2 separate regions of the Homo sapiens genome follow, and region 2 is linked to region 1. Evidence: read pairs that join two places in POLR2A ChIA-PET (ENCODE). Cell type or tissue: OCI-LY7. All regions are shown on one strand. Each heading gives the region's core, and the rest is flanking DNA. Links, peaks and the distances in the headings are about the cores only.

Region 1 (7,859 bases), core at 1,788-6,787:
TCACTCAATGCAAGGATGGTTTAACACATGCAAATCAATAAAAGTAATCCATCACATAAACAGAACCAATGACAAAAATCACATGATTATTTCAATAGATGCAGAAAAGGCCGCCAATAAAATTCAACACCCCATTCATGCTAAAAACTCTCAATGAACTAGGTATCGATGGAACATATCTCAAAACAATAATAACTATTTATGAGAAACCCACAGCCAACATCACACTGAATGGGCAAAAGCTGGAAGCATTCCCTTAGAAAACCAGCACAAGACAAAGATGCCCACTCTCTCCACCCCTATTCAACATAGTATTGGATGTTCTGGCCAGGGCAATCAGGCAGGAGAAAGAAAGTGTATTCGAATAGGAAGAGAGAAAGTCAAATTGTCTCTGATTGCAGATGATATGACTGTATATTTAGAAAACCCCATCGTCTCAGCCCAAAACCTCCTTAAGCTGATAAGCAACTTCAGCAAAGTCTCAAGATACAAAACCAATCTGCAAAAATCACAAGCATTCCTATACACCAATGATAGACAAACACAGAGACAAATCATAAGTGAATTCCCATTCACAATTGCTACAAACAGAATAAAATACCTAGGAATACAACTTACAAGGGACATGAAGGACCTCTTCAAGGATAACTACAAAACACTGCTCAAGGAAATAACAGAGGACACAAACAAATGGAAAAAAAATTCCATGCTTATGGATAGAAAGAATCAATATCGTGAAGATGGCCATACTGCCCAAAGTAATTTATAGATTCAATGCTATTTCCATCAAACTACCATTGACTTTCTTCACAGATTTAGAAAAAACTACTTTACATTTCATGTGGAACCAAAAAAAAAAAAAAAAAAAAGAGCCCGTATAGCCAAGACAATCCTAAGCAAAAAGAACAAAGCTGGAGGCATCATGCTACCTGACTTCAAACTATACAAGGCTACAATAACCAAAACAGCATGGTACTGGTATCAAAACACATATATAGACCAATGGAACAGAACAGAGGCCTCAGAAATAACACCACACATCTACAACCATCTGATCTTTGACAAACCTGACAAAAACAAGAAATAGGGAAAGGATTCCCTATTTAATAAATGGTGCTGGGAAAACTGGCTAGCCATACGCAGAAAACTGAAACTGGACCCCTTCCTTACATCTTATATGAAAATTAACTCAAGATGGATTAAAGACTTACACATAAGACCTAAAACCATACAAACCCTAGAAGAAAACCTAGGCAATACCATTCAGGACATAGGCATAGGCAAAGATTTCATGGCTAAAACACAAAAAGCAATTGCAGCAAAAGCCAAAATAGACAAATGGAATCTAATTAAACTAAAGAGCTTCTGCATGGCAAAAGAAACTATCATCAGAGTGAACAGGCAACCTACAGAATAGGAAAAAATTTTTGCAATCTACCCATCTGATGAAGGTCAAATATCAAGAATCTAAAAGGAACTTAAACAAATTTACAAGAAAAAAAACCATCAAAAAGTGGGTGAAGGATATGAATAGACACTTCTCAAAAGAAGGCATCTATGGGGCCAACAAACATATGAAAAAAAGCTCATCATTACTGGTCACTAGAGAAATGCAAATCAAAACCACAATGAGATACCCTCTCACTCCAGTTAGAGTGGCGATCATTAAAAAGTCAGGAAACAACAGATGCTGGAGAGGATGTGGAGAAATAGGAACGCTTTTACACTGTTGGTGGGAATGTAAGTTCAACCACTGTGGAAGACAGTGTGGCGACTGCTCAAGGATCTAGAATCAGAAATACCATTTGACCCAGCTATTCCATTACTGGATATATACCCAAAGGATTATAAATCATTCTACTATAAAGACACATGCACACGTATGTTTACTGCAGCACTATTTACAACAGCAAAGTCTTGGAACCAAACCAAATGCCCATCAATGATAGATTGGACAAAGAAATGTGGCACATATACACCATGGAATACTATGCAGCCATAAAAAAGAATGAGTTCATGTCCTTTGCAGGGACATGGATGAAGGTGGAAACCATCATTCTCAGCAAACTAACACAGGAACAGAAAACCAAACACTGCATGTTCTCACTCATAAGCGGGAGTTGAACAATGAGAACACATGGACACAGGGAGGGGAACATCACACACTGTGGCCTGTCAGGGGGTAGGGAGCAAGGGGAGGGATAGCATTAGGACAAATACCTAATGCATGCAGGGCTTAAAACCTACATGACGAGTTGATGGGTACAGCAAACCACCATGGCACATGTATACCCATGTAACAAACCTGGACATCCAGCACATATATCCCAGAACTGAAAGTATAATAAAAAAAAAAGAAAAGAAAAGAAAAAGAAATTGTCTGCCAACAGTATTTCTTATACTCAAAGCAGCAGGTTGTCTGTACTATTATACCTCTCATTCAATTTCATTCTTCTAATTAAAGAAAAATTCTTAAACTAAAAATACATCTATTTTAGGTTTTCTATTAAAAATGGCTAAGACCTTTTCTACTCTATTAGCCTGGGAATTCCTTAAATGTAAGACTGTGTCTATTCTTTATATACTCAAAGCACCATAAATAGAACTTAATATAACCTGGTGATCATTATGGACTGTTTGTGTCCCTGAAAACTCATATGTTGAAACCCTAACCTCTAATGTGATGGTGGAGACTTTGGAGGTGTAGATTGGGTCATGATGGTGGTGTCCTCAGGATGGGATTAGTGCCCTTATAAGAAAGAAAGAAAGAAGGAAAAGACATGAAAGAGACAAGAGAGCTCCCTCTCCCTCTCCACACAAACACAAGCAGGAGGTCATGTGAGCACACAAGAGAGTGGCTGTCTGCAAGCCAGGAAGTGGGCCCCATGAGGAAGTGGATCTGTTGGCTTCTTGATCTTGGACTTCTTAGTCTCCAGAACTATAAGAAATAAATGTCTTTAAGTCACCAAGTCTATGGTATTTTGTTACAGCAGCCTGAACAGAGTAAGTCAAGTGACTGAGTTATTAATATCTGTCCATAATTGACAACAGTTGTGAATCTGCTCAAGCTCTGATATAGTAGTAGGCCCAAATGTACATATAGCCAAGAACTCTTCTAAGGTAAAGGAGTTTCAGCCTTGTAGACTTATCACTTCTTATAAATTCTAAGATGAACCTCTGCTGTCAAAAGGTAAAAATAGTTTGCATATTAATATAATGTATTCATTAATGCCCAGTTCCACTCTTCTCATTACTTATTTTTGGATTCCCACTTGCGGGTACCTAGTGAGGAAATATCATTTTTTAAAAAATCAAATGACAGCTTGGAGCAAAATAATCCTGCTACATTCCCCATATGGAGCTAAGAAACTGTCTTCAAACAGGGATGCCAAAAGAAGAGAGAAGCATGTAAGTAAACCGGACTTAGGGCAGGGCCCAGCAGCTAGAAGTCAAGGTAGTACTAAAGACATGTGAGCTTGTAGTTATTAGACAACTTGAAGATAGAGCCCAAAGGAGAGAGTAAACACTTTTAGGAAAAACAAACAAGAAAACAAGCAAGAGACTGATTGATAATTGATAAGTATTACCAAAAAAACCTGAACAGATTTTAAAAGAGAGATTATAATATCTATATGTCAAATGCATGCAGGTGCAGGCAATAAAGGTCAGAAGATGACCACGAATAAGAACCAGAAAGGCACCTAGAATCAGTGTGTAAATGAAGAAAAAGTTAAATTTAGAAGGCAGTCAGAAGCTAGGCATTCAGACAAAGCTTAAGAGGACCTAAATCTGAAGCTAAGTAAATAAACTGGAAATATGTTGTGAGGGTGGAAGCAAACAGCAACTTTTAAAAGCGCCTTTCAATAAGGAAAATCAACTTAAAGTTAGAGAACTGTGTTTAAAATTACTTAAAGCAGTGGTCTCTAACCTTTTTTGCACCAGGGACCGGTTTCATGGAAGATAATTTCTCCATGAACTAGGGGGTCAAGGGGAAGGATGTTTTGGGGATGATTCAAGCCCATTACATTTATTGTGTGCTTTATTTATATTATTATTACATTGTAATACATAATGAAATAATTATACAACTCACCATAATGTAGAATCAGTAGAAGCCCTGAGCGTGTTTTCCTGCAACTAAAGAGTCTCATCTGAGAGTGATGGGAGACAGTGACAAATCATCAGGCATTAGATTCTCATAATGAGCCTGCAACCTAGATCCCTCACCTGCACAGTTCACAATAGGATTTATGCTCTTATGAGAATCTAATGTTACCGCTGATCTGACAGGAGGCAGAGCTCAGGCGGTAATGTGAGCAATGGGGAGTGGCTGTAAATACAGATGAAGCTTTGCTCACTCACTTGCCCGTCACTTACTTCCTCCTGTGTGGCTGGGTTTCTGACAGGCCATGGATGAGTACTAGTCTGTGGCCTGGGGGCTGGGGACCCCTGACATAAAGAATAATGCAATAAGTACCTAAAAGTATCTAGTTATTCATATTTTTAATATCTTATACCCAATTATGTACTTATTAAACATAGTAATTAATGATTAATAATTATGCTTTTTCAACTTTATTAGTCTTGTTTTAAGAGAATGAGCATACCTGAAACAAATATCATGCTGAATTTTGAATGATTTTTACTCATGAGTAATCTAACTCTATAGTGTTGCCATCCAATAGAAATATAATGTGAGCCATCTAGATAATGTTAAGTTTTCTAGTAGCAATGTTTTTAAAGAGTAAAAAGAAATAGGTAAAACAAATAACAATATATTTTATATTAGCATTTTTAGCATGGAATATATATAAAAAATTTTTGGTATTTCTTTGAAATCTGGTGAATATTTATACTTGGAGCAGATCTCTACTTGGAGGCTAAATTTTCATTAGAAATTCTTGGTATGTATTTAGATTTTATAAAACTTACAGTTGTAAAAGTAGATTCACATACTCAAGTTGTTCCAAACACACTTAAGTTTCCTAACAGAATTGATCATCAATTTTTAAATTTAAAATAATTAAAATTAAATAAAATTTTCAGTCTCAGTTACAAAGGTACATTTCAATTGCTCAACTGATACACAGGGTTAATGGCTACCATATTATACCATGCAGAACAGACCATGAGGCCATGTACTAGACATCACTACTTAAATTATTTAAATGGCAGGTAGAGCACCTAGCAAATTCATCTCTTCGAGATGACAAATATTTATTAAAAAATTAAAAATGGCCTCAACTTCTTTGCCTTCAGTTTTCTTCATCCATCTAGCATATTGAGCCATAATTCCTCAATTTGCCCAAATACATTGCATCTATGTCAGACATCTCTAAGGCTCTGAACACAGCCTTCAGATATTATCTCTACACCACATCCCTAGGAAAGCTCATCCTCTAGTATGCTCCTCTTCAAAGTTTTAATTAGCATTCATAAGAGGACTTTCCAACCTATAGCCATAGTCCTGATCTCTCAATCCAACTTCAATTCCATCCTAGACATTTCCACTTGAAAATGCAACTAACTTCAAAGGGATTGCATCCTTTTTCCCAGTTTTTACCTCTGGCTTATCACTTCTCTTAAACATCTGTAGGGCCTTGAAACCTTAGACTCAACTTAGACTCATCATTAATATATTATATATTATCTGTATAAAAGCAGTGTCTGATAGTACACCTTTTATATTCTTACAATTTTTTTCTTAATATTTCATTTGACCCTCTATTTTTCCAAAGTCATAGTGAGTCAAGACACTTATTACCTTAGTTCTTCTAGCTTACTACAATAATTTAAAATGGTCTCTTCTTCCGCTCTCTCCAGCATACTCTTATGTCTCCTCAAAAAAAAAAGCCTCTTCACTATCGTAGAATCAAGTTCAAACTTTTTCTGTTTTTTCCTTTTTTTTCTTTTTTTCTTTTTTTTTAAAGAGATAGGATCTTGCTCTGTTGCCAAAGCTGGTGTGCGGTGACGTGATCATAGCTCACTGCAGCCGTGAGCTCCTGGGCTCAAGCAATCCTCCTGCCTTAGCCTCCTGAGTAGCTAGGAAGACAGGCATGTGCAACCACACTTGGCTAGGTCTTGCTATGTTGCCCAGGTTGGTCTTGAACTCCTGGGGTCAAGTGATCCTGCCATCTCAGCCTCCCAAAGTGCTGGGATTATACAGGCGTGAGCCACTGCATCTGGCCTTCAATCTTTCTGAATGAGAATACTCTATCTAACTCTGGTAGGAATCTGCACTGGGACTCAAAGATGTCATACTTATTCCTCTTTCCTGGTCTTGTCCATTTCCGCTGCCTGTAATGCCCTCATATTTCCAAATCTCATCCATGCTTTAGAGATAGATAGACCAGGTACCATTGGCTCCACAAAGCTTTTTGGAATCACTCTTGTTCACATTGGTTGTTCCCTACTCTTCCCCTTTATAGAACTTACTTTCCTGTTAGTTGTGGGCCAGAAAATATTTTAGGCATTATAGTCTCTAGAAACTACTGAACTCTGTGGCTATAGTGAAAGTAGTCATGGATAATATAAACAAATAGGTGCAGCTGTGTTCCAATACAACTTAATTTTTAAAAATAAGCTGGATTTAGCCCACAGGCCATAGTTTGTTGACCTAAGCTTTTGCTGACCAAATGTATAAACTCGGGAAAAAATATAAAAAGCAACTGTTTGAAGGTTTTAGATAGCAAGCAAAGGCACACAGACATGATCCTGAAATAAAATGTACTGACTGAAATCTAAATTTATCTTGTGTGATTGTCAAAGATATTCTGGGTGTTTCTGTAAGGGTATTTTTAGATGAGTTTAACATTTAAATTTTTAGTCTGAGTAAAGCAGATTGCTTTCCTTAATGTGGGTGGGCCTCATACAATCAGTTGAGGGCTTGAGTAGAACAAAAGATTGACCCTCTCCCACATAAAGGGAAATTCCTCTTGCCTGACTGCCTTTGAGTTGGGACATCAGTATTTCCTGACTTCAGACTCAAACTGAAACACTGCTTCTTCATGGATCTCGAGTCTGCTGGCATTTGGACTAGCACTATGCTATCAGTTCTCCTGATTCTAAGGCCTTTAAACTCAGACTATACCATCAGCTCTCCTGGGTCTCTAGCTTACCAACTGCAAATCTCAGGACTTGTTAGCTTCCATAATTGCCAATTCCTTATAATCAAGCACTTTCTCTTTCTTTCTCTCTCTCCATATATCTTCTATTGGTTCTGTTTTTCTGGAGAGACCTGACTAATATGCCTGGCTTTTCCCAGTGTGTGTTTATCAACATAGGGAAAGAGTTCAAATAAGAAGTTGCAGTATAACTTGGCTGAGGAGTCAGAATTTGGAGCTTGGGGCTGCCAGAACAGTTAAAGAAGTGATCCACAAAGTACAGAGCTTCAAAATCTATATACAAACTTCCATTGAATTCTTGACTCTTAAACTGTACATATGAGAGAAAAGGCTCCACGGAGCCCAGAAGAATCTACAGCTGAAAGGCTGAAAGAAATTACCAGCAATTTCATCTTTTGCCTAGTGCTGGGTATACAGAGTTTGGAGTTTAGGTTCTTCCAAGTCAGATGGTCTGGGTTAACATGGTGGGCTTTCCATTTAAACCACAGAAGGATCTCACCTTAGGTATAAGGACTGTGAACCAGGACTAAGGGCAATACTCTAATGGCAAAACTGAAGTAAACCTCTCCAAAGAAAGGCTAAAACCAAGCCTCCACAGGAACAATTGATCTGCCAGAATTTAACTGCTCTCAAGTCTTCAGAGGAAGATACGAATTTCTACAATGTGTCATTCACAGTTACCATTATAAAACAAAAAATTAACAGAGATGTGAAGAAGCAGAAAAATTTGACCCA
Region 2 (7,859 bases), core at 1,696-6,695, 1.3 Mb after region 1:
ACAGGGGAGCCAAACCTTATGGAGGTAGGGGAGAAGAACATGAGCCAGTGAAGGAGCTAGTCTAATGCAATGAGTGGTTTCCAAACTTGAGCACACATCAGAATCACCTAGAAGGTTGTTCAAACCCAATTGCTCAGGTATCCCCAGGGTTTCTAATTTAGTAGGTCTGGGATGGGGCTGATAATTTGCATTTCCAACAGGTTCCTGGATGATGCTGGTGCCACTGATTCAGGGACCACACATTGAAATCCATTGTTCTAACAGGCAGGGCACCAAGATGAGATGAGGTTGTGCGTGAGTGCTTTGTAAACAGGGAATGGCACCTCACAGGCATTTCTTATTGGAAGAGAGTGTAATATCCCAGATGCCAAGGGAGGGGCTCCTTTAACCACAGCCTGGCCCTTTCTCCTTTTGTCTTTTGTCAATACCTGGCCAGATTTCATAACTTCTTCAACATGGTAGCATGTTTTCCTCTTACCTTGGTCACGTAGTATATAGCAGATAGCCTATGTCAGAGCTCCAAAAACAAAAATCTTGCTTGTCCACCCCCAACAGAGATTCCAAATTGATAATCAGGGGAAGGCCAGGGCATCCATCTTTTTAAAAACTTGCCTGATAATTCTAAAGAACGGCCAGGATTGGAGTTTATTTTCTTGTTACCATGGGCTGTCCACCCACTAAGCTTCTGGGTCACCTCCTTTGTCTGGACCTGTCTGTGTTGCCACCCACAAGTTGTGACACACATGCTCCTGTCTGCTTTTCCCCTTCCTTTCCTTTCTTTCTTGCTTTTTTTTTTTTTTTTTTTTTGAGATGGAGTCTCTTTCTGTTGCTCAGGCTGGAGTGCAGTGGCATGATCTTGGCTCACTGCAACCTCTGCCTCCTGGGTTCAAGCGATTCTCCTGCCTCAGCCTCCTGAGTAGCTGGGATTACAGGCACGTACCACCACACCTGGCTAATTTTTGTATTTTTAGTAGAGACGGGGTTTCACCATGTTGGCCAGGCTGGTCTCGAACTCCTGACCTCAGGTGATCTGCCTGCCTTGGCCTCCCAAAGTGCTGGGATTATAGGCGTGAGCCCCCACGCCCAGCCTCTGTCTTTCTTGATCAGCCCCTAGCCTGCTAGTTAGTCTCCACCCTCTAGCTCTCACAGCCCATCTATAGTAAGGCCTTCATCTGCTATTGAGAATTCCAAGTTACCTGACTTATTTCTTAGGACACCAGCAGATTTTGCTGTCAACACCTTTGTGAGGACTTCAGGTAATAAATGGTTCCCAACATTTGTGTCTTCCAGTGATGCAGAGAGTAGAAAATTGTGCAAGAAGATGAAAGTTGACCTGAGCCCGAAGGACAAAAAGGTTGAATTATTCCATTACCAGTAAGTACACATGGGCATTTCCAATTTCCAAGTAAGTGCCAAATGCTTTCATTGGTATTTTCAGCGAACAGCAATTTTTAGTTAGATTAATTTTATTTCAGAATGGTTTTCTTCCTGTGTTTACAATTATTTCTTTTAAAAAAAAATCCTGAACTCCGTTCAAAAGCTGAATCTTATTAAGATGCTGCAGGAAACCAAAGGTATGTATCTTCACAACCATTCTTAAAGTTAACACATTTTTCTCCTCATTTGACAGGGATGGTGCATTTCATACTGAATATAACCGAGCTGTGACATTTAAGGTAAATTTACCTCCCTTGTTCTCAGCAATGGTGGAGTCTAAATGGACGCCCAAAGTCTGGCAGGTTTTCTCTCTGAGAAAAGAAAGGGCAGATTGCACAAATAGCTCTTCTAAATGACCTGAGAGATTCTTATCTCTAGAGCATATGTCAGCAGAATATGTGGAAAAGTTTGTAGCTCTTAACACAACAGATTGACCCAGCTTTGGAAATAGGTTTGTGAATGTATCAGCAGTTGTCCAGTAAGGCAGGTGATGTCACCTCTCTCTTTGCCAAAGGCCTGGGCCTCATTTCGTTGTAGCTTCAAAGTCCTCCCCTCATCTCTGTGGTAGTGGCCACCCTCAGGCTGGATGCCCAGGTTAGCACAGGGTATTGCACATGGGCAGGTTGACACCTTTGGGCTGATGCAGCTTGTTCCAGATGAGATATGGGTATCATTGAGGAGTTCCCTGCTATCAATCCAATTTAGAAGTAGATGGAAAAGCATAAATGGAAAGAAATATGAGATCCTGTAATCTATACATGCTTTGTAATCACAAAGCGGCTGCCCCAGCCCTTAGTCCTCCTGAACTGCAACTCTCCTCCTTCAGGGTCAGGATTCCCTTCCTCCAGCCTGTCTTCTGTTTTCTGGTCCTGCGCTGGCTGAAGCCATACATTTCTCCTGGTCCTGACGTGTTTGAACTCACTTCCTAACCCTCCTGTTTCCCACACGGGGTTGGACCCTGTGCTCCTGTCTCTTCATCTGTCCCTCTTTCTCCATCTGTGTCTCTTCCATTTTTCCTATCTGTCCATCTGTCTGTGCAGCTGTCAGTGTCCCTCTCCCTCTGCCCTTCCTTCTCCCTCTGTCTCTCCCCACCATCTCTCCAGGTCATTCTTGCTTATCCACTAACACTCATTCTTTTTTTAAATTGCTACAGCGTTCACCTTATATAGGGACTCAGCCTGATTACTCATCACCTTAACACCTACTTAGACACTTAGAAAGTTCTTCCAACTAGAGTTGCTCAGCCCTTCTTATTCTATGTTAAGACGTCAACCGAAGTTCTTGGAGAGAACACATGTTCCCCAGGAACAAGATTTAGTTGGGTGGGATGGGGGAAGTGCTTATGCAATGATGGAAAGAGGGCTGGAGTTTTGTTTTGTTATTGAAGGCTGTGTATATTTTATGTTTAACCGGGACCTCTGAGGAATCTGTCTTGGGCTTATGGAGCAGGGAGTTCTGAGCGGCTCCTCATAATTGTGGTAGCAGAGAAGAAGCAAGGAGCCCAGGTGGCCCCAGCATGCCACTGGGTGTCTGGGTGGGAGAGGCAGAATCCTGGCTTCGCCCCACTTCTTACAAAGACCAGACGTGTGAGGTCAGCGTTCTCTTGACCTTCCCGTGATTTAGGCATCAACAAGGTGAAGAAGTGGCTGAGCATCGTACGGGGCCAGAGTCTTCAGTTTCAGTTGGAGAGAGGGCACTCTTAGTCCCAGCATCCCCAAGCAGGACTGGGGCAGAATCCCTGGAGTTCTTCAGGGCAGAGGGAAGGGGACAGGACAGTTCCCTGACTGCTGATGGCTTCTGCTTTTTCAGCTTGAGACAGCTGAGATCAGAGCCCACCTCAGTCACTAATTAACTTTCCATTCAGGGTTTCTCCTGGGACCCTGACTCCAGAGAGATGGAGGACCCCCCGACAGGAGGGGCCCATCACCTGCAGGCCCATGTTCTGGCTGTGGTTTTTGTCAACCCGCATGGTTGGGCAGAAGCCTGGTCACAGACGCTGTGCCACGGCACCTAGAGAGGTCATAGGCCAGTTAAGTGAGAACTTATCTCCCCACTGGCAAAGAATAGGAAACTCGAAGTGGGGAATGTCCCCTTTAAGCTGCCCTTTCCTTGTTAGCACATACTCCCCAAATCCTTACTATAGAAGTGGTAAGGGCCAGAGGTGCCTGGCAGTCTGGATTCAGATGACTCACTGATGACCTCAGGGCCCAGTAGCTGTGAGCCAGGATTACAGCTATGAAGGCCAGATGTGGTGTCAGACAGTGCCTGGGACTCAGAGCACCCAGAATAGGACAGTTGAGGGTGGGCTTCCAGGTGCTGCTCCCTGCAGACTTTTGCCCTGAGGTCTTGTCCAGTTAGATCAACTTGGAGAGAACCTATGGGTGGGGTTATTCAGCTTCAGTTAAGTGAGAATAATCCTCACCTGAAAAACAAGGTTGTGTGTACGAACATGTCAGTTGTTACGTTAAAAGGCCATTTATCTCCTTTTTCCATCCACTGCTATCTTTTTTTCTTGATGCTGAGGTGGAGAAGGGGGAGGAGGGCTGGGCGTGGGGCCAGGACACCCCCCAGAGCAAGCAGTTCCTAACTTGTTCTGGAGTCCTGATCCCACTGAGCACCTACTGAACTCCAGACCTTCTCCCTGAAAGCGTGTGTGCATACAAATCAAAGTCAATGTTTTCACATGAGTCTGGGGCTTCACCGACTCCTGAAGTCCCTTGTGCACCCTAGATTAAGAACCCCTGCACCAGGTATTTCTGGAACCCCAGGCAGGTGGGTGCCTACCAGCATCTTTCTCACATGGCCTGGTGGACAGGTGCCTCTGCAGCTGTGGGTGAGTGTGGGTGTCGGGAAGACCCTGCCAATTCCATAGTTCCTTATGTTGTCATGGCAAAGCCTTGACAAGGGACTGAGAAAGGGTGGATCCGCCTTTTGCTGTGGCAGAAATGGCTGTTCTTTTGCCAGGAGGCGTTTCACAGCTCCACTTGGACAGGCAGGAAGCACTACCTGAATGAAATCCTATGAAGTCTTGGCTGTCTCCCATTCTCCCGTAGTAGTTCTTTCCAAATAGAGTTTCCAGAAATAATAAGGTCCTCTCCGTGTGTGACCAGTGGATGGGCTGAATGCACACCCTTACTATTATAGAAGGGCACTTCCCTTTCTCATCTCAGGCCACACACACGCACACACACACACACACACACACATACACTCTCAGTTCAGCATCTGCTCGCTGGAGCGTGGTCAAAGTTGACAGAAGTAACAGAATCTGGCTGGGGTCTGGTTCCTGATCCTGGCTCTCAGACTTTGAGCACCGTCTCTGAGTGACTGAAGGGAAAGGGAATGCTGCTTCTGCCCTGGACCAGTGAGAGTGGCAGAGGATACAGAGGAGGGTGGAAGGACAGTGCCACTCTTCCCTGCCCCTGTGCATCTTCCCCACAGGGAGTGGAGATTTGAGTCATTGTACACATAACAAAGGCCAGCGAAGCCCTTTATCTGTAAGAACTTGGTCAGATCTTCAATCCAGGCAGTCTAGAAGAGGGGCCCCAGCATGAGAAGTATAGCAACAAGGGTGAGGCCACATTGGTGCCCACCCTGCCCTGGGGGCTTCCCAGCCTGGACCTCACTCATTCATATACAGAGGCGGATAATCAGGATTTAATCCACTCCAAAACCAGTTTAGATCATGAAATACCAAGCAGGTCATAAGTAGGTATGATGATCTGCTTATGGGATGACAGTTTTAGTGGCTGCAGGAATGTGGAAATGTCTCCTTTGGACAAGACTGAGACCATTATTCCATTAGTCAGAAAGACTTCTTGGAGGAGATGAGATTTAGTAGAAGCACTAGTATGTCTCTGGTTTGAATAAGCCAACTCATTGTCTCAAATTTTCTCTTTTTTGTCCTTGAAGATGCATAGTAGGCATGGACTACCTGGCTGGAGTGAGCAAGGTGTCTTGTGATTGAAAAAGCCCGATGGGAGTGGTGGAGGTGCATTTTTGGGCACTTATCCATGATGTCAGTGGACAGCGGAAATAACACACCCTCCAAGCTTATGCCACATGCAGTCCTGAGCTCAGCAGCTGGTGTGCCCAGGTCTCCAGGCAGGGAAAGAGGACAGGTTCCTGATTCCCCCACCTCCCTCTTTTCAGGGCTAAAATGCATTTTCTCTTCTCTTTTTTTTCCCTCAGTCCATAGTGGCCTTTTTGAAGGATCCAAAAGGGCCCCCACTGTGGGAGGAAGATCCTGGAGCCAAAGATGTTGTCCACCTTGACAGTGAAAAGGTAATGTATTCCCCGTCAGTTCTGATGGATGCTGGAAGCTTCCCTGGTACCAGGGCCTCCCAAGGAAAGGAGCCCAACGAACTGAGAAATGGGACTATTCCAGGATCACTTGTACTTTTCCTCTAGGGAAGCTAGGCCAGGACCCTAATATTTGACTCCCCTTCCCAGCTCCATGTTGTAACCAGCGGTGATCACAGGTTGCCTGAGAATTTTCTCCATTCTTCACCTTCCTTATTTAATGCATTTGAACACGTTTAGATTTTCCATACATTAATGTAGATTTAAATGTTCTCTCTCTATTGTGTAATCCAGATGTTGTTAGGATTGGCTTTACATCTTGTTTTTTTGTTTTTGTTTTGTTTTTTTAAAGAATAACCTTAGAGATTTGGGTTAGATTTCCAGAGACTTGAGGCAGATCTCTACAATTCTGGGTCATTCTATAGCTTTCAACCAATTATTTACCTTCTTATGCTTCAATTTCCAAATTTGGCCAGGGGTGGAGGTAGAAGGGTAGATCTAGATTATGGTGTTTATTAGTTCTTAAGTATTTAACAAAAGCTATGACAGGCCGGTTGTGGTAGCGGGTGCCTGTGATCCCAGCTACTCAGGAGGCCGAGGCAGGAGGATCGCTTGAGCCCAGGAGTTCAAGGGTAGCCTGGTCAACATAGTGAGACCCCCATCTCTAAAAAAATAAAGAATGCAAAAGCTGTGACACACATTGCCCCTCCATCCACAGCCTGCCCACCTGACCTGAATGTGCATCTTTAGCCATGTGCATCCGTGTTTGTATGATGCCTTCACTTGGGATGGGCAAGAACTTCTCTGTGATAGTCCAGATGGTCTGTGAGGCAAGCAGTGCTTTTTGTAGGTAGAGGGAGAGGGTTCATTCCTATCTCAATAAAATAAAACATAGCTTTCATCTTTCTCTTCCTCCTCTCCCCTTTCCTTTAAAATTGTTGACTTTTTTTGTTTTTAGAGACAGGATCTCGCTCTGTCACCCAGGCTGGAGGAGTACAGTGTTGTGATCATAGCTCACTGTAACCTTGAATTCCTGGGCTCAAGCAATCCTGCTTCGACCTCCTAAGTAAGTGGGACTACAGGCACATGCCACCATGCCTGGCTAGTTTTTATATTTTTTGTAGTGATGGGCTATCACTGTTGCCCAAGCTGGTCTTGAACATCTATCCTCAAGCAATCCTCCTGCCTCAGCCTCCCAAAGTGCTGGGATTACGGGCATGGGCCTCTGTAACTTGCCTATTGACTGTACTCTTAATGCTTGTTGGCCCAGAAGAAAATGATGCCTTTTTTTAACCTTCTGGAGGAAGGTAAAATATGTCATCATTGTGAGCCAACCTAGTGGATCAGTGGTGATTCAAATTAAGGACTGGGCACAACATTCTCTGGGATACAAAGAGCCAGTATTGTCATCTTGAAGATGTCTTTTTTTTTTTTTTTTTGAGACAGAGTCTTACTTTGTCACCCAGGCTGGAGTGCAGTAGCGTGATCTTGGCTCACTGCAGCCTCTGCCTCTGGGGTTCAAGCGATTCTCGTACCTTGGCCTCCTGAGTAGCTGGGATTACAGGTGTGTGCCACCATGCCTGGTTAATTTTTGTACTTTAGTAGACATGGGTTTTCACCATGTTGGTCAGGCTGGTCTTGAACTCCTGACCTCAAGTGATCCACCCGCCTCGGCCTCCCAAAGTACTGAGATTACAGGCGTGAGCCACTGTGCCCGGCCTTAAAGATGTCTTTTTAAAAAGCATGTGGGCCCGGCACTGGCTCACGCCTGTAATCCCAGCACTTTGGGAGGCCGAGGCGGGTGGATCACAAGGTCAGGAGTTTGAGACCAGCCTGGCCAACATGGTGAAACTCCGTCTCTACTAAAGATAAAAAAATTAGCCAGGCATGGTGGCATCTGCCTGTAATCCCAGCTACTCGGGAGACTGAGGCAGGAGAATTGCTTGAATCTGGGAGGCAGAGGTTGCAGTGAGCCGAGATCATGCCATTGCACTCCAGCCTGGGTGACAGGGCGAGACTCCTTCTCAAAAAAAAGCATGTGGGGGCAGGGAAAGAGGGGCAAGTGCCAGGAGAGAGTGGCACATGTGCCTAGACCCATGGAAATACAAACAGCCTAAACG

Evidence for each region. Peaks named below come from ENCODE experiments on the same cell type or tissue, not always from the same donor. Only the 100,000 strongest peaks of a DNase experiment are listed, where the experiment ranks them.
Region 2: POLR2A ChIA-PET joins it to region 1 with 7 read pairs; 1 of 35 experiments calls an interaction of 5 or more read pairs at or near these places.

The regions. Positions count from the first base shown.
Region 1 is chr3:121,815,080-121,822,938 of GRCh38, forward strand. All of the region lies in intron 5 of IQCB1 (IQ motif containing B1), which reads right to left. Among named protein-coding and RNA genes, the nearest start is that of IQCB1, 16 kb to the right of the region's middle. In OCI-LY7, for the core only: no CTCF peak of the experiment used is centred there; no DNase peak of the experiment used is centred there; H3K27ac peaks cover 1,187 bases.
Region 2 is chr3:123,101,121-123,108,979 of GRCh38, forward strand. PDIA5 (protein disulfide isomerase family A member 5) reads left to right here. Exons shown (of 17, transcript NM_006810.4): 4 at 1,291-1,374; 5 at 1,631-1,676; 6 at 5,629-5,721. Among named protein-coding and RNA genes, the nearest start is that of PDIA5, 38 kb to the left of the region's middle. In OCI-LY7, for the core only: no CTCF peak of the experiment used is centred there; a DNase peak (open chromatin) is centred at 4,661.